Linked DNA regions of Homo sapiens: all the other regions are linked to region 2. Evidence: chromatin loops called from intact Hi-C (ENCODE). Cell type or tissue: chondrocyte. All regions are shown on one strand. Each heading gives the region's core, and the rest is flanking DNA. Links, peaks and the distances in the headings are about the cores only.

What was found. A loop is a pair of places that touch in the nucleus more often than their neighbours do. Peaks named below come from ENCODE experiments on the same cell type or tissue, not always from the same donor. Only the 100,000 strongest peaks of a DNase experiment are listed, where the experiment ranks them.
Region 1: a loop joins it to region 2, with 5 times the contacts of the local background. A loop is called at or near these places in 16 of 110 quality-filtered maps.
Region 3: a loop joins it to region 2, with 3 times the contacts of the local background. A loop is called at or near these places in 5 of 110 quality-filtered maps.

Annotation. Positions count from the first base shown.
Region 1 is chr1:150,534,973-150,542,323 of GRCh38, reverse strand. FALEC (focally amplified lncRNA regulator of ECM1) reads right to left here. Exons shown (of 6, transcript NR_186305.1): 6 at 5,536-6,657. Among named protein-coding and RNA genes, the nearest start is that of ADAMTSL4, 11 kb to the left of the region's middle. RefSeq lists an enhancer at 5,789-6,988. In chondrocyte, for the core only: CTCF peaks have their summits at 4,240 and 4,445; no DNase peak of the experiment used is centred there.
Region 2 is chr1:150,252,733-150,260,083 of GRCh38, reverse strand. CA14 (carbonic anhydrase 14) reads right to left here and starts at 2,310. Exons shown (of 11, transcript NM_012113.3): 1 at 1,901-2,310. The coding sequence starts at 1,955. RefSeq lists an enhancer at 3,426-4,120. In chondrocyte, for the core only: CTCF peaks have their summits at 3,837, 4,038 (motif pointing left) and 4,512 (motif pointing left); no DNase peak of the experiment used is centred there.
Region 3 is chr1:150,618,015-150,625,365 of GRCh38, reverse strand. It overlaps ENSA (endosulfine alpha), which reads left to right. Exons shown (of 4, transcript NM_004436.4): 4 at 2,507-3,241. The coding sequence ends at 2,522. Among named protein-coding and RNA genes, the nearest start is that of ENSA, 7.9 kb to the left of the region's middle. RefSeq lists a silencer at 2,419-2,713. In chondrocyte, for the core only: CTCF peaks have their summits at 3,445, 3,653 (motif pointing right), 5,169 and 5,371 (motif pointing left); no DNase peak of the experiment used is centred there.

The DNA of each region.
Region 1 (7,351 bases), core at 1,553-6,552, 280 kb before region 2:
GTTCAAGTGATTCTCCTCCCTCAGCCTCCTGAGTAGCTGGGATTACAGGCGTGCACCAACACGCCTGGCTAATTTTTTGTATTTTTAGTAGAAACGGGGTTTCACCATGTTAGCCAGGCTGGTGTCGAACTCCTGACCTCAGGTGATCCGCCCCCAAAGTGCTGGGATTATAGGCGTGAGCCACCGCGCCGGCCCTTTCTTTTCTTTCTTTCTGCTTTTTTTTTTTGAGACGGAGTTTTGCTCTTGTTGCCCAGGCTGGAATGCGATGGCATGATCTCAGCTCACTGCAACCTCTGCCTCCCTGATTCAAGCGATTATCCTGCCTCAGCCTCCCGAGTAGTTGGGATTACAGGCCTGCACCACTACGTCCAGCTAATTTTGTATTTTTCGTAGAGACAGGGTTTCTCCATGTTGGTCAGGCTGATCTTGATCTCTTGACTTTGTGATCCACCTGCCTCGGCCTCCCAAAGTGCTGGGATTACAGGTGTGAGCCACTGCACCTGGCTTTTTTTTTTTTTTTTTTTGAGATGGAGTCTCGCTGTGTTGTCAGGCTGGAGTGCAGTGGCGTGATCTCAGCTCACTGCAACCTCCGCCTCCTGGGTTCAAGCGATTTTCCTGCCTCAGCCTCCCGAGTAGCTGGGACTACAGGTGCACGCCACCATGCCCAGCTAATTTTTTTTGTATTTTTAGTAGAGACAGGGTTTCACCACGTTGGCCAGGATGGTCTCGATCTCTTGACCTCGTGATCCACTCGCCTTGGCCTCCCAAAATGCTGGGATTACAGTCATAAGCCACCACGCCTGGCCTTTTTTCTTCTTTTTTTTAGATGGAGTCTTGCTCCAGTCACTCAGGCTGGAGTGCAATGGTGTGATCTCAGGGCTCACTGCAACCTCCACCTCCTGGGTTCAAGCGATTCTCCTGCCTCAGCCTCCCAAGTAGCTGGAATTACAGGCACCCACCACCATGCCCGGCTAATTTTTGTATTTTTAGTAGAGACGGGGTTTCACCATGTTAGCCAGGCTGGTGTCGAACTCCTGACCTCAGGTGATCCGCCCCCAAAGTGCTGGGATTATAGGCGTGAGCCACCGTGCCGGCCCTTTCTTTTCTTTCTTTCTGTTTTTTTTTTGAGACGGAGTTTTGCTCTTGTTGCCCAGGCTGGAATGCGATGGCATGATCTCAGCTCACTGCAACCTCTGCCTCCCTGATTCAAGCGATTATCCTGCCTCAGCCTCCCGAGTAGTTGGGATTACAGGCCTGCACCACTATGTCCAGCTAATTTTGTATTTTTCGTAGAGACAGGGTTTCTCCATGTTGGTCAGGCTGATCTTGATCTCTTGACTTTGTGATCCACCTGCCTCGGCCTCCCAAAGTGCTGGGATTACAGGTGTGAGCCACTGCACCTGGCTTTTTTTTTTTTTTTTTTTTTTTGAGATGGAGTCTCGCTGTGTTGTCAGGCTGGAGTGCAGTGGCATGATCTCAGCTCACTGCAACCTCCGCCTCCTGGGTTCAAGCGATTTTCCTGCCTCAGCCTCCCGAGTAGCTGGGACTACAGGTACACGCCACCATGCCTAGCTAATTTTTTTTGTATTTTTAGTAGAGACAGGGTTTCACCATGTTGGCCAGGATGGTCTCGATCTCTTGACCTCGTGATCCACTCACCTTGGCCTCCCAAAATGCTGGGATTACAGTCATAAGCCACCACGCCTGGCCTTCTTTTTTCTTCTTTTTTTTAGATGGAGTCTTGCTCCAGTCACCCAGGCTGGAGTGCAATGGTGTGGTCTCAGGGCTCACTGCAACCTCCACCTCCTGGGTTCAAGCGATTCTCCTGCCTCAGCCTCCCAAGTAGCTGGAATGACAGGCACCCACCACCATGCCCAGCTAATTTTTGTATTTTTAGTAGAGACAGGGTTTCACCATGTTCGTCAGGCTGGCCTCGAACTCCTGACCTCAGGTGGTCTGCCCATTTCAGCCTCCCAAAGTGCTGGGATTACAGGCATGAGCCACCACGCCTGGCCCCTCTCTTATCTCTTTTCTTTTTCTTTCTCTCTCTCCTTCCTTCCTTCTATCTCTCTCTCTCTCTCTCTTCTTCCCTTTCTTGCTTTCTCTCTCTCTCTTTCACCCCCTTCTCCCTCTTTCTTTTCTTTTTTTTTTTTTTTTTTTGGAGTCTCGCTGTGTCACCCAGGCTGGAGTGCAATGGCGCGATCTCGGCTCACTTTAAGCTCCACCTCCCGGGTTCAAGTGATTTTCCTGCCTCAGCCTCCTGAGTCGCTCGGATTACAGGTGTGCACCACCATGCCCAGCTAATTTTTTGTATTTTTAGTAGAGATGGGGTTTCCCCATGTTGGCCAGGCTGGTCTCGAACTCCTGATCTCAGGTGATCCACCTGCCTGGGCCTCCCAAACTGCTAGGATTACAGGAGTGAGCCACCGTGCCGGGCCTTCGTGCCTGCCTGCCTGCCTGCCTGCCTTCCTTCCTTCCTTCCTCCCTCCCTCCCTTCTTTCTTTTCTTTCTCTCTCTCTCCCTCCCTCCACTTCCCTCCCTTCCTTCTTTCCTTCCTCTCTTTCTTTTCTTTTCTTTCTCTCTCTCTCTTTCTTCTTTCCTTCTTTCTTGATGGAGCCTTGCTCTGTCGCCCAGGCTGGAGTGCAGTGGTGCAGTCTCAGCTCACTGCAACCTCCACCTCCCAGGTTCAAGCCATTCTCCTGCCTCGTAGTAGCTGGGATTACAGGAGCCTGCCACCACATCCAGCTAATTTTTGTAGTTTTAGTAGAGACGGGGTTTCACCATTTTGGTCAGGCTAGTCTTGAACTCCTGACCTCAAGTGATCCACCCACCTCAGCCTCCCAAAGTGTTGGGATTACAGGCATGAGCCATCATGCCTGGCCCTTTCTTTCTTTCTTCTTTCTCATTTTTTTTTTTTTTTTTGAGACAGGATCTCACTCTGTTGCCCAGGCTGGAGTGCAGTGGTGTGATCATAGCTCACTGCAGCCTCAAACTCTGGGGCTCATGCAATCCTTCTGCCTCAGCTTTCTGAGTAGCTGGGACTATAAGGTGTGCACAACCACGTCCGGCTAATTAAAAAAAATTTTTGTAGAGACGGAGTCTTACTATGTTGTGCAGGCTGGTCTTGAACTGGGCTCAAATGATCCTCTCACCTTGGCCTCCCAAAGTGTTGGGATTACAGGCATGAGCCATGCACCCAACCAGAACCTGTCCTCTTTACTGCGAATTCTGGTGGCAGATATGCCAGTAGAACTGAGTTCTGTGATGACTTCCCAGCTTGGCAGGCTCCTTGTGCTTGGGGGTTCTGGACAGAATGTGAGGTGGTTGTGAGGGCAAATGATCTGGGAAGAGGGGTGAGACCACAGAGGAAGGATAGGCGCTGCCTAGTGGTTGGGGGGCCAGGCCTGAGGACTCAAGGCATTTTGAGAAAACAGAGCATCCTATTGTTTTGTTCTGGAGTCTGGAATCACACTACTGTCCTGACCCCATGGCACTGCACCCAATTCCCAGGACAATTGTAGATGCTGAATTAAGAGCAAGAAATAGTACATTTTGTCTCAAATAAGGAAGGTGAGAGAAACCCAGTTTCCTTCCCCAAAGAGGCTCCTCCGAGAACATAAACATCCAACCATGATGGCCCCAAATTGCAATCTGTCGCCCCAGTCCAAAAGTAAATGAAGAATTTTTTTCCAGCAGAGCAGAGCCTTACAGAGAGGTGAGCTCTGGGGGTGAGAAGGGCCCTAGTCATACTTTGAGGAGGGCCTGTCTCTCTCTGTCAAGAGCAGGGCACAGGGTTGGAGGTGGGGCGGGCGGGTGCAAGACCCTGAGCGAGCTGTTTCCCTCCAGACAGGGCCTCCCCCTCCAGGGTGCTATCCCGGCCTGGGTCGGGTCAAGGATCCAACCCCAGGACTGCCTTGAGGAAGGGGCCATGAGCATTTTCCCCAAAGGAATCTTGTTCTTGTGCCTAGAAGTTTTCCTTGAATTTCCAGAGAAAGCCAATTTGGTATCAAATTAATCTTGACACATTGGGCTGAAGGCCTGAGAAAGGCAGACATAAAAGGGTAGGAACAAGGGACAAAACTGTAACTGCAGCCAGGGAGGCAGGCAGGGCGGCCAGAGGAGAGGCAGGAATTTCATACGTACCAAGGACTTGAAGTCAGAGGCAGGAGAGCCCGGGCCTGCTGGGAAGGAAATGCAAGTTGAGGCAGGAGGTGCTCACCCCTCCCACCACAGGCCCAGCTCATCTCAGTGGACAAAGGGTGGACGGGAAGGTGTGTATCTGCTTTTTGTTTTGTTTTTTTTTTTTTGAGATGGAGTCTCGCTCTGTTGCCCAGGCTGGAGTGTGGTGGCATGATCTCAGCTCACTGCAACCTCCGCCTCCTGGGTTCAAGTGATTTTCCTGCCTCAGAAAGGCCTCCCGTCCCTGCTCACAGCGCCCCCTGTCCCGTCAGCTTCAGGATCTGGCCCTGGCCCCTTGCTCAGCCGCAAAGCCTGTGCCCTCCGGCCTCCACTGCCTCTCCAGCTTCAGCCCCTCTGCCCAGGGCCACCCTCCCTCCCCTGCCCTCTGTGGAGAGACAGCTCAGTCTCACTCTGAGGAGCCTGTTGCCTCTTGGGAGGGCCCCTGCCCCACCGCTCTCCCAGCCCAAACCCTCTGGGCAGCTCTATCCTCCCCAAAGAGTCTCTCACTTTAGTGTGCCTAACAATTGCCTGGGAGGTTATGAAAATAAAGGTGCCTGGTCCCCTCCTCTGGGTGGTCCTGTTCATGAGCTCCACAGGGGTTCTTCTTTATTTTTTGGGACAGGGTGTCTGTCACCCAGGCTGGAGTGCGGTGGCATGACCTCAGCTCACTGCAGCCTGGATCTCCTGGGCTCAAGCGATCCTCCCGCCTTGGCCTCCCAAAGTGCTGGGATTACAGTTGTGAGTCACTGTGCCCAGCCTCCACAGGGGCTCTTATACACACCCAGTATGAGATCTGCCCCGTTTGTTGGAAAGTTTGCCTGTGAACCAGGTATGAGCTAATTGGGGCCCTCAAACAGAAGTATGCAGGGACCATATGTTAATTGATTTCTCAATAACAGCCTGTTTCTGTTTCCAGTGCCCATTTCCCTGGGGTAAAGGAACTTAATTGTGAATTTAGGGGATCCCCACCTTCACCTGCAGGCTCTCCAGTGCTATCGTGGCAAGATGGTGTTGGTGATGATGGTGCTTCCTCATTGGGGAAAAGCTGGGGCAAGGGCCACTGCCTCTCATTGCTCTGGCCTTGATGTAGCCAGGCTCACATCTCAGGGAGAGACGTAGGGAGGCAACACACGTCCCATGCAAGTCTGAGAACGGGTCAGCCTGTGGCAGCGCTGGAGGACCCCAGCAGAAGGAAGAGTCGTGAAGGGGTCCACGCATTTTATCTAAAGCTGAAGGCCTCTCCCCAGATCTGCTGTTCTCCAGACTCCTCACCTCCTGCTGCTGGGCCTGTTCTTCAAAATCCTAAAGTCATCTTCACTCCTTTCTACCCTGATTCTAAAGTAGTAAGGAACTTTGTTACTTGTTTATTTATTTATTGCCCAGGCTGAAGTGCAGTGGTGTGATCACAGCTCACTGCAGCCTCGACCTCCCAGGTTCAAAATATCCTCCCCACTCAGCCTCCTGAGTAGCTGGAACCACAGGTCCTGCCACCATGTCCAGCTAATATTTTTAATTTTTTGTAGAGACAAGGTTCTTCCTGTGTTCCCCAGGCTGGTCTTGAGGGAGCTCCAGTGATCCTTCTGCATCAGCCTCCCAAAGTATTGTGAAGATAGGCGTGAGCCACTGCACCTGGCCCTAGGAACTTTAGAAACCGTCTTGCCCAGTCCCTTCATTTTACAGGTGAAGAAACTGTGCCTCGGAAGAAGGGTGACTTGCCTTGGGTTTACAGACAAACACAGGGTTAGATTCCAGGTCCTCACAGGTGTCAAGTCTTGGCCTTTTAACCCAAAGACTTCCTTCTTTCTCCACATATTTATGTGTCCACCTCCATTCTATGGCCACCACCTGCCTGAGCTGTCCTTGCTCTTACATGGATGACAGTGATCAATGCAAAACTGTGACACTTTGCTCATGGCATCCCAGGAATGCCTTCTCCTTCCCATCCCTCATCTCCTGCTCATTCTTCAAGTGACTCAAATGCCACCTCTTCCAAGAAGCACATACTGGCCCGATGTGACCTCTGCCCTTCCAGCTTCATTCAGCACTTGGAATCCACACAGCTCATGCCATGGTGTTACCACAGATAGGCTGCGTCCTTATGTTATTAACTTTTCAGTACTGAGATTAGAAATTCCGAAGAGCAGGGCTTGCCTTACATATCTTGGTTTCCCCACAGGGCCTGGCATGGAGGACTGTGTGATGAAATTGCAGTCACTGATTATGTGGTGGCTGCTTCTCAGCCCCTTGCTATGTGCTCTAAGCCCCAGGTGCAGAACCAGTCATCAGGATGTGGACTTTCGTTCTCCAGTTGCTGGACCGAAGGTAGGATTCCATTCAGTGCCAGACTCTGGGGCCCTTTTGTGGATCACTCTGTTTTTGTTTACGAGCAGCTCCAGGCAGAGCGTTTACAGGCTGCCTCGGCTCCCTGGCCAACTGGCTGTGTGGAGGGGGCCATGGACCATGCCAAGCGTCAGGGTTCTGTGGAGTTTAAATGAAAAGATGCACATAAAGCCCGTAACTGAACAGTGCCTGGCCCACCATAAGTCCCACACACATATTGGCTATTTGTATTACTATTTAATTTAGAGTTAGAAGATTTGAGCCTGGGCGCGGTGGCTCACGCGTGTAATCCCAGCAATTTGGGAGGCCAAGGCTGGCAAATCGCATGAGCTCACGAGTTCGAGATCAGCCTGACCAACATGGTGAAACTCTGTCTCCACTAAAAATACAAAAATTAGCCAGGCGTGGTGGCGGGCGCCTGTAATCCCAGCTACTTGGGAGGCTGAGGCAGGAGAATTGCTTGAACCTGGGAGGCGGAGGTTGCAGTGAGCTGAGATTGCGCCACCGCACTCCAGCCTGGATAACAGAGTGAGACTCGGTCTCAAAAAGAAAAAAAAATCAAGTTAGAAGATTTGGCATAAAAATACTGTTTGTCAACACAAGTTTGGGTGACTGTGCTCTTATCCCTCAGAGGAAGCCATTTCGAAGGCCTCAGGAGGAAGCTATGCAACAGTCCCAATTGTTCTCAAGCAGAGGAGAGCAGCACTTTGGTTTACCCAAGTGCTGGCCCAGGAGGCCCTCAGCCGCTTTGCATCCTGCCAGGGACCTGTCATCACCAGTCAACTCTGTTCCCCGGCTCGTGGACCCAGATTACTGGGGATCTGAACACCAG
Region 2 (7,351 bases), core at 1,504-6,503:
CCTCCCTCTGGCATTCTGTACTGCTCCACCTCCCTCTCTGCAGTCTCTCCTCCCTCTGCTCCAGCACTTTGCAAAGGAAGCCCTGAAACCGGACACCTCTGTGGAAAGGTCGGGGGGCCTATTTAAAATCACCAGCCAGGCTGTGTTGGTGCCTGCCGAGTAAAAGGGGAGGAGGAAGGAAAAGAGGTAAAGCCCAGAGACTAAAATTAACCTGGATCCAAATGTGCGATTGGCCCAACCCTTTCTTTTCTGTAACCTGTGCCAAGTCAATCTAACACTTAGAAGATTGGGGTGGGTGGGGTGAGGGTGTGGGCAGAGGGTTGGAAGGATAGGGACTAGAAAGCGGGGAGGAGAAAGGAGTTTAGAGTGTGTGTGTGTTGGGGGGTGCTACTGAGGGGAGAAGGGGAGATTATTCCTTTGCTTTAAAAAATTGCATGAATAAAGCCACTGAGCTGTAAACTCATATGTAAATTCTTCTTTTCTGGTCCCATTAGCTCTAGAGGAAACTCCTCATCACCAGGAGGCTCTGCTCCCTACATTCTGAGATGGTTAGGGAAGGGTGGGAGTCAGGGCAGGGTCTACTCTAGATTGAGGGTGGTGGGTGGGCACAGGCAGCCAGGCTGGCAGGGACAGGATGAAAGTGAAGCATTGTGTGTAGAGAAGAGAGCTGCCAGCTGGGTCACATGCCAGGCTCTCGTGCAGTCCTGTCTGACGCAAAGGCTGAGGGTCTGCAGGTCCAGCCCCTCCCTACGGCCAAACTGCCTCAAGAAGAAAACGAAGGCCTTCATGGTTTATGCTGCAATATTCATACTACTAGAAACTCTGGAGAAAAATCCTAAATTCCTTCCTCTCTCTGTCTCTTATTCCCTTAAATTCCTCAAACTTGTGAGATGTCCTGCTCTTATCCTTGACCTATTCTGCTAGCCCAAGGGAGAGCTGGAGGCAGCCTCTCATTTTACCATATCTGTGGGACCCCCCAACAACTCAAACTCCCTGGTCTGTAAAGGTGCCTGTCCACTCTGGTCAGAGCCTCAACACACTTATTCTGTCTCTTCCTCCTCTTTCCCTCTTTTTTTCTTTCTCCTCAGATGAGATTTGTGACTCTCCATTTGGCTGCCTGCCTGCCCCCATCCTCTCTGCATTTGCCTTCTGCTCTCTGGACACCCACCTCACCCTGCTCTTTCCACAAACCTCAGTTACACACCTAGTATGTGCTGGACACTGTGCTAGGCACAGGAAACACAAAAATGAGGTCTAGGAGTTCCTGGGGACACTCCTGGAGCGCTTCAGCCTGTTCTCCCAAGAATCCCTCCTCATCTCCTGGGAGCTCCTGAAAGTCCTTTGTAAACTGTAAAATGTCAAACAAATGTTGACTCTTACTGCCACTTTCAGAGGATAACTGGGGAGTTAGTCGCTCCACAGAATGAAGAGGGAATCTTGGCCAAAAGGGGATGAATTGGAGATCAGGGTCTGAGTTGGGCAGGAAGTATTCTTCCCCCTACCCCCATCTATCCATCTTTTTACTCCAGGCCTCTTTGACTCCCTATTTGGAGGAGTTTGTAAATAAAGAAGTCCAGGAGTCCTGCCTGGGACCAGGGCAGTGGGGGAAAGAGCTCTGGAGAAAATCTGTAGCCTGCAAAGAGATTCCAGCACTTGCATGTGTACACACTCTGCCTGCCTGCCGCTAGTTCTCCCCGACCTCCAATAACAACAAGGCTGGAGAGACAAAAGGTAAAGAAGGGAAGTGGTCTCCTCCACACCCCACTCTTTTTTCCTCATCTCTGAGCCTATTATTCCAGCCTCTAGGCTTCCTTTCACACCTCTCCTCCCCCCATTAAGCACACCTGGCGACATGTGAACATCAGCACAAATCCACACACAGACATTTAGTTGTACCTACCCCCATCTGCAGCCAGGATCCAAATCACCTCCAGCAGGAGGGCGGAGAACAACATAGTGTCCCAGGAAGGGGTGCAGGGGACTGGGAATTTGAGGACTAGAGGACTAGGACAGGCAGAGAGAGAGGGAGGGAGGAGTGAGAGAGAGAGAGAGAGAGCGAGCGAGCTCCTGGCGTGAGTGTATTTATCTCTGCTTCTCTTGCTGTCTCTGTCTCTGTGGGCTTCCAGGGGATTCGGTGTTCAGTAGGGTATCATGGGTTTCTGGATCCCCAGGACAAATCTCTTGCTGCCTCTTTGCCCTCTCTCTTTATCTCCCTCTGCAGTCTCCACTCCACTAGCTGGCCAGCGACTTTACAACTGCCTCCTGCTTTTAAGGTGGCTCTGAACTGGTGTATGTGGGGACGGGGGTGCTGCCTGGGCTGCTGGTGAACAGCTCCTTAAATAGCCAATTAGGCATGCAGGATGGCCCCACTCGGAGCTGGAGCGCGGCAAGTTTCACTGGAGCCCTGGCCCTGGCTCAGGAGCCCAGCTGGGGTGAGCTCTTCCTTCCTCTGCTAGTCACACAGATGCTGTTTAGATGGGTGTTCCCTGGAGCAGGCAGGGTCAAGGAAGGGGCTTTGGGGTTCAACTCAGCCCCCTCAAAAGGACACTGTATTTTCATCCCCCCGCCTGATTTCTCCTCTGAGGAGCAGCTCCCTGGGTGGTATGCGGCAGATGGTGGGGGTACCTGTTCCCAATTCCCTGCATAATCTGAGCTGCCCTGGAATGGGAAGAGTCCAGAATTAGGAGATATATAACAAGAAGGAATTAGGGACTCAGGGTGCAGGGGAGGGGTGGAGGAAGTCAATAACTAAAACCTGAGTTGTGTCCTAAGTTCTAAGGAAGAGAAGTGAGGCAAGGAGAACTCATCTGGAGCAATCTCTTCTGTGCCTGCCACCACCCCCTTCCCACGGTGAGGCCTGGGTCCACGTGCCTGTGTGGCCTGGGGTGGGGGGAGTGCGGGGAGGGAGCGTTGTTTGCTGGATAAAGCCCATTTGTATGCCCAGTGGGGGAGGGGTGTAGCAGCACCATGGAGAGACAGCGGCTGTAACTGCCAGACCCAGCCACCTCCCTCTCCAGGGAGCCCAGATCTAGGGCGGCTTTTGTCACTGAAGAGGACACTGACCTCCGGCAGAGAGGCCAGGGCAGGAGGAAAGGAGAGACTTTAGGAACAATCACTACCACCATCAGAAAAAGGTGGTTTCCAGAGAAAGAGAGGGGAGGGTCTGGAGAGACCATGTGATCCAGATGGAAGAGGGGCTCAGGGTCTTCCTTCCAGCCCAACAAAGGGCTGAGGCAGGACATGTGGCACTGAATGAAACCTGCCACCAAGGAGCTGCGTCCGTGGAGCATGGAGGCTGCACGTCTCAGGAATGTGAACTGATGTTTGCTCCCCACGGGACTGGAAATCCCGATTGGAATGTACATCCTAAATCCCTCGTTAGAGAATGTGAAACCCACAGATACTTTCAAGCCAGACATTGAAACCTCTTTCTCCTCCATGCTCTTCACCAGAGGCACCAGCCAGGAGGATGCACCCATCTGAAGCTCCCTCTGCCCTCCTTGCTCCTGCCGAGTAGCAATAAATAGCCAAACAAAGGGAGCAGAAGCTAAATAAGGGAGCAGGATAAAAGCCAAATGAACAGAATAATGCATGTGCTGGATCATCAGCTCCTGCAGAGACAGGAGCTCACTGTGCCTTTCTATCCCCTGTGATTGATCTGCAAAGCCAAGCCATTTTGCTGATGTCATTTCCCTTTTTCTTCTCCTATCACCCTCTGAGTTATTTGTCCCCTTCAGGAAAGTTTTATGTTTTGAGGTTCCCCAAAGCCCCATCCATCCCATCTAAGAAGAGTAAAAGACTTGAAGTATAAATTAGATTTCCCGGGAATCAGGGTACTTAACACAAAGAAACAAAAAAAGAAAGCAGAGACATCTTGGTATGAAAGAAGAGATTTAGTAGGAAAGAAGAGGTCTGAACAGAATGACCTCTGCCGGAACAGAGTTCCCCTGGAGCGCTGAGCTGAGATTCCGATTTCCAAGGCAGATAGCGTGTCTTGCCAGGCGCCACCTCCTGGCTCGTCTATGAATTTTTAAATTTTAATTTAAAATGCTTTGTGTATGTGGTTCCTTCTGGGAGGTATTTCACTGCTGCTGGGCTTTGGGATTTTGCCTACGCAACTGAACATTGTTTCACAAAGATATCTTAGCCTGGAATCAACACTTCCCTGATCTTGGGTGAGCAACGCATCCAGGTGCTTATGCTTCCCAGACGACAAAGGCCCTCCTTTCTAGGACAGAGGGAGCCAGAAGGCGAGCGCCGTCCTCCAGGCACTTGACTTTATCTTGATCTTTGGCTTTACTGTGGATATTTCTTTTGTTGCTTTCTAGCTGTGCTGATTTGGAGTAGGTGTCAAGGGGACCCTTATATGTAAGTTAAAAAAAAAAAAACTGACACAGCTCCCTCTCCCCACTCAGTCTTAGTTTCCACTCAAACTCTGGCACCTTTGTTTTAGTTCTGACCTCTCTCTCAAGCCCTTTCCTTGCTTGCATTGGCTAAAACCGTTAAAACCAAAACCAAGCATCTCACTGCCTTCTGGCGCCATCTCCTGTCCTTGTAGATATACTGAAACTTGACTGAGATGAGGCGTGGTGGCTCACGCCTGTAATGCCAGCACTTTGGGAGGCCGAGGCAGGTGGGCCAGGAGTTCCAGACCAGCCTGGCCAAAGCATAGCAAAACCTCGTCTCTACTAAAAATACAAAAATTAGCCAGGCGTGGTGGTGCATGCCTGTAATCCCAGCTACGCAGGAGGCTGAGGCAGGAGAATTGCTTGAACTCGGGAGTGGGAGGTTGCAGTGAGTTGAGATTGCTCCACTGCACTCCAGCCTGGGTGACAGAGTGAGACTCTGTCACAAAAACAAAAAAGAAAAAACAAACAAACAAAAAAGAATTAAGTAATTTTGGAAAAAATGACCCTTTGGATCATTTTCTTAGTTTTCCAGTTCACATTACACAACAAATGTAGTATGAGAATCTTGTAAATTGAGGACCGGTAAAAGTTTGTGGTCTGAAAATTTGCAAGTCATTTAATTATAAGCGATAAGTTACACTATTTCAGTTGCAATTTTGTGTTATACATTGATTCCATGAACAGAACGCTGCCTGGTACATAACTGTTGATTGAATGAATCTAGTAATTGCAACATTTATTTACTGTCTTTCACAGAATTTTAGAGCAGAAGGGCCCTCAGGCATCATTCTAAACCCCTTGTTATACCCTGTAAAACTGAGTTTTGAGAGATTTAGGGATTTAGCCATGGTTAGTCATATAGCTGCTAGGCTAAACCAGAACAAGGACACAGGCACCAGTGAGCTTTCTCCTACACCATTGGTTCTCAAATGTCAATGTGCATCAGAATCACCTGGAAAGCTTTTTAAACTTGGAAAGCTTATTAAAATACAGATTTCTGGCCAGGTGCAGTGGCTCATGTCTGTAATCCCAGCACTTTGAGAGGCCGAGGCGGGCAGATCACCTGAGGTCAGGAATTTGAGACCAGCCTGGCTAATATGGCGAAACCCCATCTCCACCAAAAATACAAAAAAATTAGCCAGGTGTGGTAGCGGGTGCCTGTAATCCCAGCTACTTGGGAGGCTAAGGCAGGAGAATCGCTTGAACTTGGGAGGCAGAGGTTGCGGTGAGCCGAGACTGCACCACCGCACTCCAGCCTGGGTGACAAGAGCAAAACTCTATCTCAAAGATAAAATAGAATAAATAAATAGAGATTTCTGGACCTCACCCCCATAGTACCCGATTCTATAGTTCTGGGTGTGTCCAAATCTACATTAGAGATTTGGCATTAGAGAAATTAGCATTTCTCTTTCTCTCTCTCTCTCTCTCTTCTTTTTTTTGTACAGTCTCAGCTGGGCGCGGTGGCTCACGCCTGTAGTCCCAGCTACTCGGGAGGCTGAGGCAGGAGAACCGCTTGAACCCAGGAGGAGGAGTTTGCAGTGAGCCGAGATAGCGCCATTGCACTCTAGCCCGGGCAACAGAGCGAGACTCCATCTCAAAAAAAAAAAAAAAACAGAGTCTCACTCTGTTGCCCAAGCTGCAGTGCAATGGCATGATCTTGGCTCACCGTAAACTCTGCCTCCCAGGTTCAAGTGATTCTCGTGCCTCAGCCTCCCAAGTAGCTGGGATTACAGGCATTTGCCACCACGCCCGGCTAATTTGGTATTTTTAGTAGAGACGGGGTTTCTCCATGTTGATCAGGCTAGTCTTGAACTCCCTACCTCAGGTGATCTGCCTGCCTCAGCCTCCCAAAGTGCTGGGATTACAGGTGTGAGCCACCACGCCCAGCCTCTCTCTTTTTTTTTGGAAGCAGGGTCTCACTCTGTCCCCTAGGCTGGAGTGCAGTGGCAGAATCATAGCTCACTTCAGCCTCAAACTCAAATGATCCTCTTCTCAGCCTCCTGAGTAGCTAGGTCTACATGCGCATGCCACCATGACTGGCAGGTTTTAAAAATTTTCTTAGTTTTTGTAGAGACAAAATTTTGTCATGTTTCCCAGGCTGGTCTCGAACTCCTGGGCTCGAGTGATTTGCCCAGCTTGGCCTCCCAAAGTGCTGAGATTATAAGCATGAGCCACCGCAGCCACTTCTTTCTAGTCACCATGAATAAAAGCACTATAAGTATTTGAGTACAGGTCTTTGAGCAGACATATGTTTTTATTGTTCTTGAGTAAATACCTAGGAGTGGGAATAAATAGATACTGAGTGCTGGATTGTACGGGAAGCGTATGTTTAACTTTGTAAAAAAACTGCCGGGCTGTTTTTCTTTTACTTTCTTTTCTTTTGAGACGGCATGGCTCTGTTGTCCAGGTTGGAGTGCAGTGGCGTGATCTTGGCTCACTGCAGCCTTCCCTTCCTGGGCTCAAGCGATCCTCCCACCTCAGCTCCCAAGCACCTGAGACTACAGGTTCATGCCACCACTCCCAGCTAATTTTTTAATTTTTTTGTAGAGACAAGGTTTCACCATATTGCCTAGGTTGGTCTTGAACTCCTGGCTCAAGTAATTCTCCTGCCTCAGCCTCCCAAAGTGTTAGAATTACAGGTATGAGCCACCATGCCTGGCCTCTTTTATTTTATTATTTATTTATTTATTTATTTTTTGAGACGGAGTCTTGCTCTGTTTCCCAGGCTGGAGTGCAGTGGCATGATCATGGCTCACTGGCAACCTCTGCCTCCCAGGTTCAAGCAATTCTCCTGCCTCAGCCTCCCAAGTAGCTGGGACTACAGGCACGTGCCACCATGTCTGGCTAATTTTTGCATTTTTAGTAGAGACAGAGTTTCACCATCTTGGCGAGGCTGGTCTCTAACTCCTGACCTCATGATCCACCTGCCTCAGCCTCCCAAA
Region 3 (7,351 bases), core at 1,553-6,552, 370 kb before region 2:
TGTGAGAAACTGGAGAGATGTGATTTCTCCTTTTGGGAGAGAATGTCCCAAAATTGATTAGGCTGAGCCTTGGGAATAGTTTGGCAGGTTTAACATCCCAAGGCTAACCTAACGTAGTTGGGAAAGGTAGATTGAATGAGACATGTTTTCTGTGCTTCTAAGTGTTCTGTCCCTTAGGCTGCTATTGCTTCATGTTTCCATTATGGCAGGTTTAGAGAATCCTTAAAAAGAAAAATTGACTTGCTTGCCTAAAACTACAGTGCCCCCTTAGCCTCCATTACTTAGTATCTCTTACAGTTTGCTCTGGCTCTCAAATAATATAAAGATTGATGAACATTATTCACAGAAAATGGGCACCTTCTCTCTCTCTTCCAGCATGTTGCTTTTGAAAGTATCATGGGATAGTGGGACGAGCACTGGTTTAGGAGTCAAGATATCTGGGTTCTCACTCTACTCAGTCCCAGCAGAGCTGTTGTATAACCTTGATTAAGTCATTTAGCCTCTCTGGATTTCTATTTCCTCATCTGTAAAATAGAGTTAAATGTATGTAAGATTGATTCTGATTCTGAAGTCTTAACTGCCAGCAGAAAAACTCCATACTGTTCATTGTAAAACTAAAAGTGAGGAAGGCTCGTGGGTGGTGAACCTCTGCTCTGTAATACTGGGAAAGTACTACAGAGGGGAACCATTTGAGGGATACATGAGGAGAGAGTAAATTGAGGTTTGGGGATTATAAATTCAGGCAAGAGAACCTTATAGATATCACAGTCTTGAGGGTCAAAAAAAAATACTTAGGAAGCTAGCCATGGAAGCTTCTTGCCTCTGACCCAGCCCACTTTCCCAGCCTACCTCTGGGCCTTAGCTGCTAAAAAGCTTCTCTGGCAGCGGAGCTGCAGGCCTGAGGAAACATGCTCAGTCATGCACATGTGTTGACCCATGTTTCAGATGCAGTCTGATGCCAGGTATATTGTTAGGGAAAGAGGAAGAAGGGTAAACTGAGCTAGCCCCTGGGGCTGAGTACTCCTGCAGGGCTGGAGGAACAGGTTCTTAGAAGATGATTCACCTTGGAGGAAGCTGGGGAAAGTGGTTAGGGAGGGAGAGGAGGAAGACTGAGAAATCTCTGCATCCCCAGAACTCAGCAACCCAGCTCTTTTATCATGAGGAGAGGTAGCCATGCTGACTCATGAACAGGTGGAGGAAAGGGGTTGCAGGTGACCAGCATCTTCAATCTAGTTACCACCAGCTTGGCTAGAATTTTATTGAACGCAACTTGCTAGTTATGACAGAGAGGACCAGGGTGAGAACTAATGCTCAAGAGAGCAAGATTCTGTAATCCTCTTGCCCTCTCACATCACAAATTCTGATATGCCAAACATTTGGCCCAATGAGAATGACTGATAGACTTGCTGATGTGCATGTGGGGGGATGAGGTGTGTATATGCCTTTCTCCTGACTGGCCATTCAGTGTTCAGGCTGTCATTCAAATTGGATAGGAGAAAGTTGGTGAGGAAGGAATGGAGAGAGCAGGATCCCTGGACTCCCTGGTCCCCAAACTCCTTGACTGTCACTTGTAATTGTATATAATTTTTGTGTTTCTTGCTCCATTTCCTCATGCTGTCATCCTTAAAGTCCATCTGGGAAGGGGAAAATGCTGAACACCATTGTATAGTTTCTTCAACTGTCCCAGCCATGTTGTACATAGATATGTCATGTTATTATATATATAAATATATATATAATTTTGTACGTTTTCTTCATCTCCGATCTTCTCAAATTCTGTACTTTTTTTCTTTTCTGTCTGAGCTGCCTTCTCTATCATTCAGCTTGAGTCCTCAAGACTACTGGTCACAATGAGTCTGATTTTTAGGAAGGAATAGGAGGAGCAGGGAAATCAGAAAAACTGTTGGTCTCACTCTGTCTCTCTACCTGGTCATCTTCAAGGCTAAGAAAACAAACAAGCTACATTCTGTATTTGCCAGTTTCCACAGCATGAAGTACATAGCTTCCTTAGCAAGGAGTGGTCATTCCAAAATCCAAATGCAAATTGCTTTGATTAAACCTAGATTATTAAATCCATTCAGAACAGCATGTGTGTGGTCTGGTTCTGGCCTCCACACAGTCACCACCTCATCTCTGTGCTACCTCAGTCTTTGCAAGTAGCTGTGGCCATGCCTCTGAAACAGCCTGCTCTGAGCCAGGCAGCTTACCCACCTGGAAACCTCCAGTTATTTTGATCTTATCTAAAGAATTATTTTTCTATGTTTGTTATCCATGGATATCCCAGAAAGGCAGATAACGTTGTTTCGTGGATAGGAAAAGACTGAAATTCTATTTTTTGATTTTTTTTGCAACTCCCTTATGGATAGGATTGAGACATGCCAGGTAGCCTAATGGTTGTTAAATGTGGAGGAATCATGGGGTAGAGACTGGGTTGGAGTTCAGGGTTTTTTTCCCCTATTACTTGACAGTGTTGTTTTTTTTTTTTTTCTTCTGTGTTCGTCCGCAGTGGCCAAGTTGAATGATGCTGCCCGGGGCTCTGCCAGATCCTGAGACGCTTCCCCTCCCTGCCCCACCCGGGTCCTGTGCTGGCTCCTGCCCCTTCCTGCTTTTGCAGCCAGGGGTCAGGAGGTGGCTCGGGTGTGGGCTGGAGAGGCAGAAGCCCTTTCCTGTTGGTGTCCCAGCACATGGAGCCCCTTGGGCTGAGCACCAAGACCTTGAACCTTTTTTGTTTTACCTTTTTTCCAAATAACAGTTGGGAGAAATATCAATGAAATTCTGGGGGTGGGGGTGGGGTTGAAAGGGTGGGGTGGGAGATATGGAGGAGTATGAATTAGGGCTTGGAGTTGGTAAAAACATTCCTGACTATCCTTCTTAACCACGTGGCTGATGTGGGGTAGGTATGAGGGGAAGGAAGTGGAGTAGCCTAATGAAAAGGGGTTCTAGTTGAGCTCTGTAGATAAATGCCTTGTTTCAGTGTGGTTGGAGACCTGGTGTCAGATAAAAGAAACTCCATCCGCACAGACAGATGCAAACAGCTCCTCTAGTTCTGCAGAGCTAGTTGAGAACTCAACATTAATCATTTTAAAAAGTACTGTCCTTGAAATAGATTTGCTGTGGGAAGAAGGGCAGTGAGTGTGGGAGAAAGGAGCCGTGAGCGTGGGGAACCCCACAGAGCCCAAAGGACTTTTTCAGTATTCGAAATAAACAAAACAAAAACCCATGAAAAAACCCAACCCAGAAATATTCTGAAGCAGTTGGTGTGTTTTATTGGGGTTTGGGAGGGGGAAGAAAACAATACTGAAGACATTGTTAATGTGAGATGCGGCTGAGTTCCCCAATACCATCACTTAGGAAAGGGAGCAGGAATGTTGGCATAAACCTTGCCCATCCCTTTGTTTCTGTAACCAATGTAGAAGGTGCATCAACCTCAGTTTGTGGCTCACAAAATGAGGCATTTAAGATATTTGATCTAAATGGTTTCTTGACACCTAAGCCTAGTCCAGGTTTAGCAGAAAAGGAGGCCCAGTCTCCTTTTCCCTCTGTCTTCCATTCCTTTTCAAGTTCCCATGTTTGTGAGGGAGAAATGTGACAAACCAAAAGAAATATATTATTTCTTTGTAATAAGCCAAAAGAAACTCAAGTCTTTCTGCTGGTGGCCAGCAGGAGGCAGAGTGATTTCTTTCCTCATGATGTGCCAATCTGCATTGCTGGAAACCTGCTACTGAAAGAAGTTAAAAGCTGCCTGTGAATGTAACGTACAAAAGAAAGGTTACCAAAGGAGAAAAAACTCCAGCGGGTGTACGGTGGCTCACGCCTATAATTCCAGCACTTTGGGAGGCCAAGGTGGGTGGATCACTTGAGGTCAGGAGTTTGAGACCAGCCTAGCCAACATGGTGAAACCCCATCTCTACTAAAAATACAAAAATTAGCCGGGCGTGGCGGCACATGCCTATAATCCCACTTACTTGGGAGGCTGAGGTAGGAGAATCGCTTGAACCCAGGAGGCAGAGTTTGCAGTGAGCCGAGATTGTGCCATTGCACTCCAGCCTGGGCGACAGAGCGAGACTCCATCTAAAAAAAATAAATGAATAAAATAAAACAAGTACAAATTTAAACTAGAGACACAAGTTAATGGTGTTTATTGTGGTGGGGTTAGTGAGCCATCCCATGATTTCCTCCTGAGTATGTTATCCCTGGTTTGTGTTTGCCAGCTGGGGAATGAGGTGAGGTCTATGAGGCTGAATGTGGGATCATTCAATTTCTTTCTTTCTTTCTTTTTTTTTTTTTTTTTAGAGGCAGGATCTTGCTCAGTCACCCAGAATGGAGTGCAGGGTGCAAACACTCACTGTAGCCTCAACCTCCTGGGCTCAAGTAATCTTCCCATCTCAGCCTCCCAAGTAGCTGGGACTACAAGCACACACCACCACACCTGGCTAATTATTTTTTGTAGAGATGAGGATTCACCATGTTGTCCAGGTGAGTCTCAGAACACAGGCTTAAGCACTCTTCCCATCTCAGCCTCCCAAAGTGCTGGGATTACAGGCATAAGCCACTGCGCCTGGCTGAGAATATATTTTCATCCTTTCTTTTGTAGAGAGGATCTCGTTTTGTTGTGTAGGCTGCTCCTGAACTCCTGGCCTCAAGCAGTCTTTCCACCTCAGCCTCCCAAAGTGCAGGGATTACAGGTGTGAACCACTACACCCAGCAGTTAGTGCAATTTCATTTTAATACAAGTGAGGAAATTAAGGTATAGAGATAAGTTACTTGTAAAGTAGAAAAGCTAGTTAGCTGAAGAGCTTGAGTTAGTATCTTAGGCTTTTATATTATTTCTTCCCACTATTCCTGGCTTCCCTGGTCCTCAATTTTAATTTGTGGCCTTAAGAAGCCTGGGGTGCCAAAAATGTTTGGGGCTATCTGTATTTCATGTTACTCCTTAGCCTTTTTTTTTTCCTTTTAGTTCTTCACCACTGCACACTTGGCAGGATGTATCCCATTTTAAAACTTGACAGTCCATCTCCTTCACTCCCATACTGTAGGGCTAGGCAAGCAAAGCAAACTGATTCTGCAATGCTTCTAATAGTTATTCCTGCTCATTATTTTAGCTAGATGTATTCTAAAGTCTTTATCCCAAAGAGTTGAATCAAAGGTTCTTCCACTCCTCCAACCTGATTGTGCTGACAAGCCACTAAGCTGAGCCATCTAATATACAGGGTGGCAGGGATGAAGTCACCGTTACTGTCCAACAGCTTTTATTTTAAGCTGGTGTGGGCTGGGCATATCAAAGACAGGCAAAGAAAAATAACTTGGAGAGTTGCCATTGAGGATATATCCACAGTGAGCCAACAGCACCCACACAAGCAGCCCTCGTCTGTATAATGCCCTCTACTGGGTCTTGAGGGAGATTAAAAAGAAAGATCTCTTCCATCCTGGGGAACCTGAGATATGACAGCAGCACACAAATACAGGCAGATTTATAGTTCTAAGCAGAGTTCCAGTAGCTAAGCTAAGGGAAGGAGAGTCAGGAGATAAGCTGTTAGCTGAATTTTATTAAAGACAGATGACTTCACTAGTAAAGATAAAGTGGGACCTCCCGTGGTTGGGCTGCAATATTTTAAGTCCCAAGTGACTGCTGAATACTCGCTTTGCAGTTGGAAAAATAAGCTGTTTTTGGCCAGATAAACAGTGTAAGAGGTCATCTCTGCTCTAGAGGAACATGTAACCTAATTGAGACACTTCTACATATAATGCAAGATAGCATATGGTTAGTCAAGTAGTAGAATTCTGAGAAGAGAAAATCTGACTGGACTCATTAGGTAAACATAAGTGGTGGAAATGGACATTTAACTGGGCCTTGAAAGGTGGGTAGTATTTAAACAGTGCAGTTACTTAATAAGTGTCCACAATATGCCTGGCATTGTGCTAAAATACAAGGTAAATTGTATGTGGCTGCCTCTTTCAAGGAGATTACATTGTAGTGGTGACCTACACATGAAGAAATCATATTACAGTGTTAAACTTACAGCAGTGGTGGTCTAGCTATACAGAGGAATAGGGACAAGTAATTAATTAATAATAGTTGCTTTTTTTTTTTTTTTTTTCTGAGACAGAGTCTCACTTCGTCACTGGAGTGTAGTGGTGTGATCTTGGCTCACTGGAACCTCCACCTCTGGGTTCAAGTGATTCTGCCTCACCCTACGGAGTAGCTGGGATTACAGGCATGTGCCACCATGCCCTGCTAATTTTTGTATTTTTGGTAGAGATGGTGTATCACCATGTTGGCCAGGCCAGTCTTGAACTCCTCACCTCAAGTGATCCACCCACCTCAGCCTCCCAAAGTGCTGGGATTGCAGGCTTGAGCCACTGCTCCTGGCCTGTTGGTTTTTTTTTCTTTTTAAGACAGAGTCTCACTCTTGTCGCCCAGGCTGGAGTGCAGTAGTGAGATCTCAACTCACTGCAACCTCTGCCTCCTGGGTTCAAGCTATTCTCCTGCCTCAGCCACCTGAGTAGCTGGGATTACAGGTGACTGCCACCACACCTGGCTAATTTTTGTACTTTTAGTAGAGACGGGGTTTCGCCATGTTGCCCTGGCTGGTCTTGAACTCCTGACCTCAGGTGATCCACCTGCCTCAGCCTCCCAAAGTGCTAGGATTACAGATGTGAGCCACCGCGCCTGGCTGTGGTTTTTTGTTTTTGTTTTTTGTTTTGTTTTGTTTTGTTTTTGAGGCAAGGTCTTGCTCTGTTGCCCAAGCTGGAGTGCAGTGGTGTGATCTCAGCTCACTGCAACCTCCACCTTTTGTGTTCAAGCGATTCTCGTGCCTCAGCCTACCAAGTAGCTGGGACTATAGCCATGCACCACCATGCCCGGCTAATTTTTGTATTTTTAGTAGAGACGGGGTTTTGCCATGTTGGCCAGGCTGGTCTTGAACTCCTGACCTCGAGTGATCCACCCGCCTCAACCTCCCAAAGTGCTGGGATTACAGGCATGAGCCACCGCACCTGGCCTTTTTTTTTTTTTTTTTTTTTTTTGATACAGGGTCTCTGTCCCCCAGGCTGGAATGCTGGAATGCAGTGGTGTAATCATGGCTCACTACAGTCTCAGCTCCTCACTACGAGGTCAGGAGATTGAGACCATCCTGGCTAACACGGTGAAACCCCGTCTCTACTAAAGATACAAAAAATTAGCCGGGCGTGGTTGCAGGCGCCTGTAGTCCCAGCTACTCGGGAGGCTGAGGCAGGAGAATGGCCTGAACCCAGGAGGCGAAGCTTGCAATGAGCTGAGATCGCGCCACTGCACTCCAGCCTGGGCGACAGCGAGACTCCGTCTCAAAAAAAAAAAAAAAAAAGTTCGAGA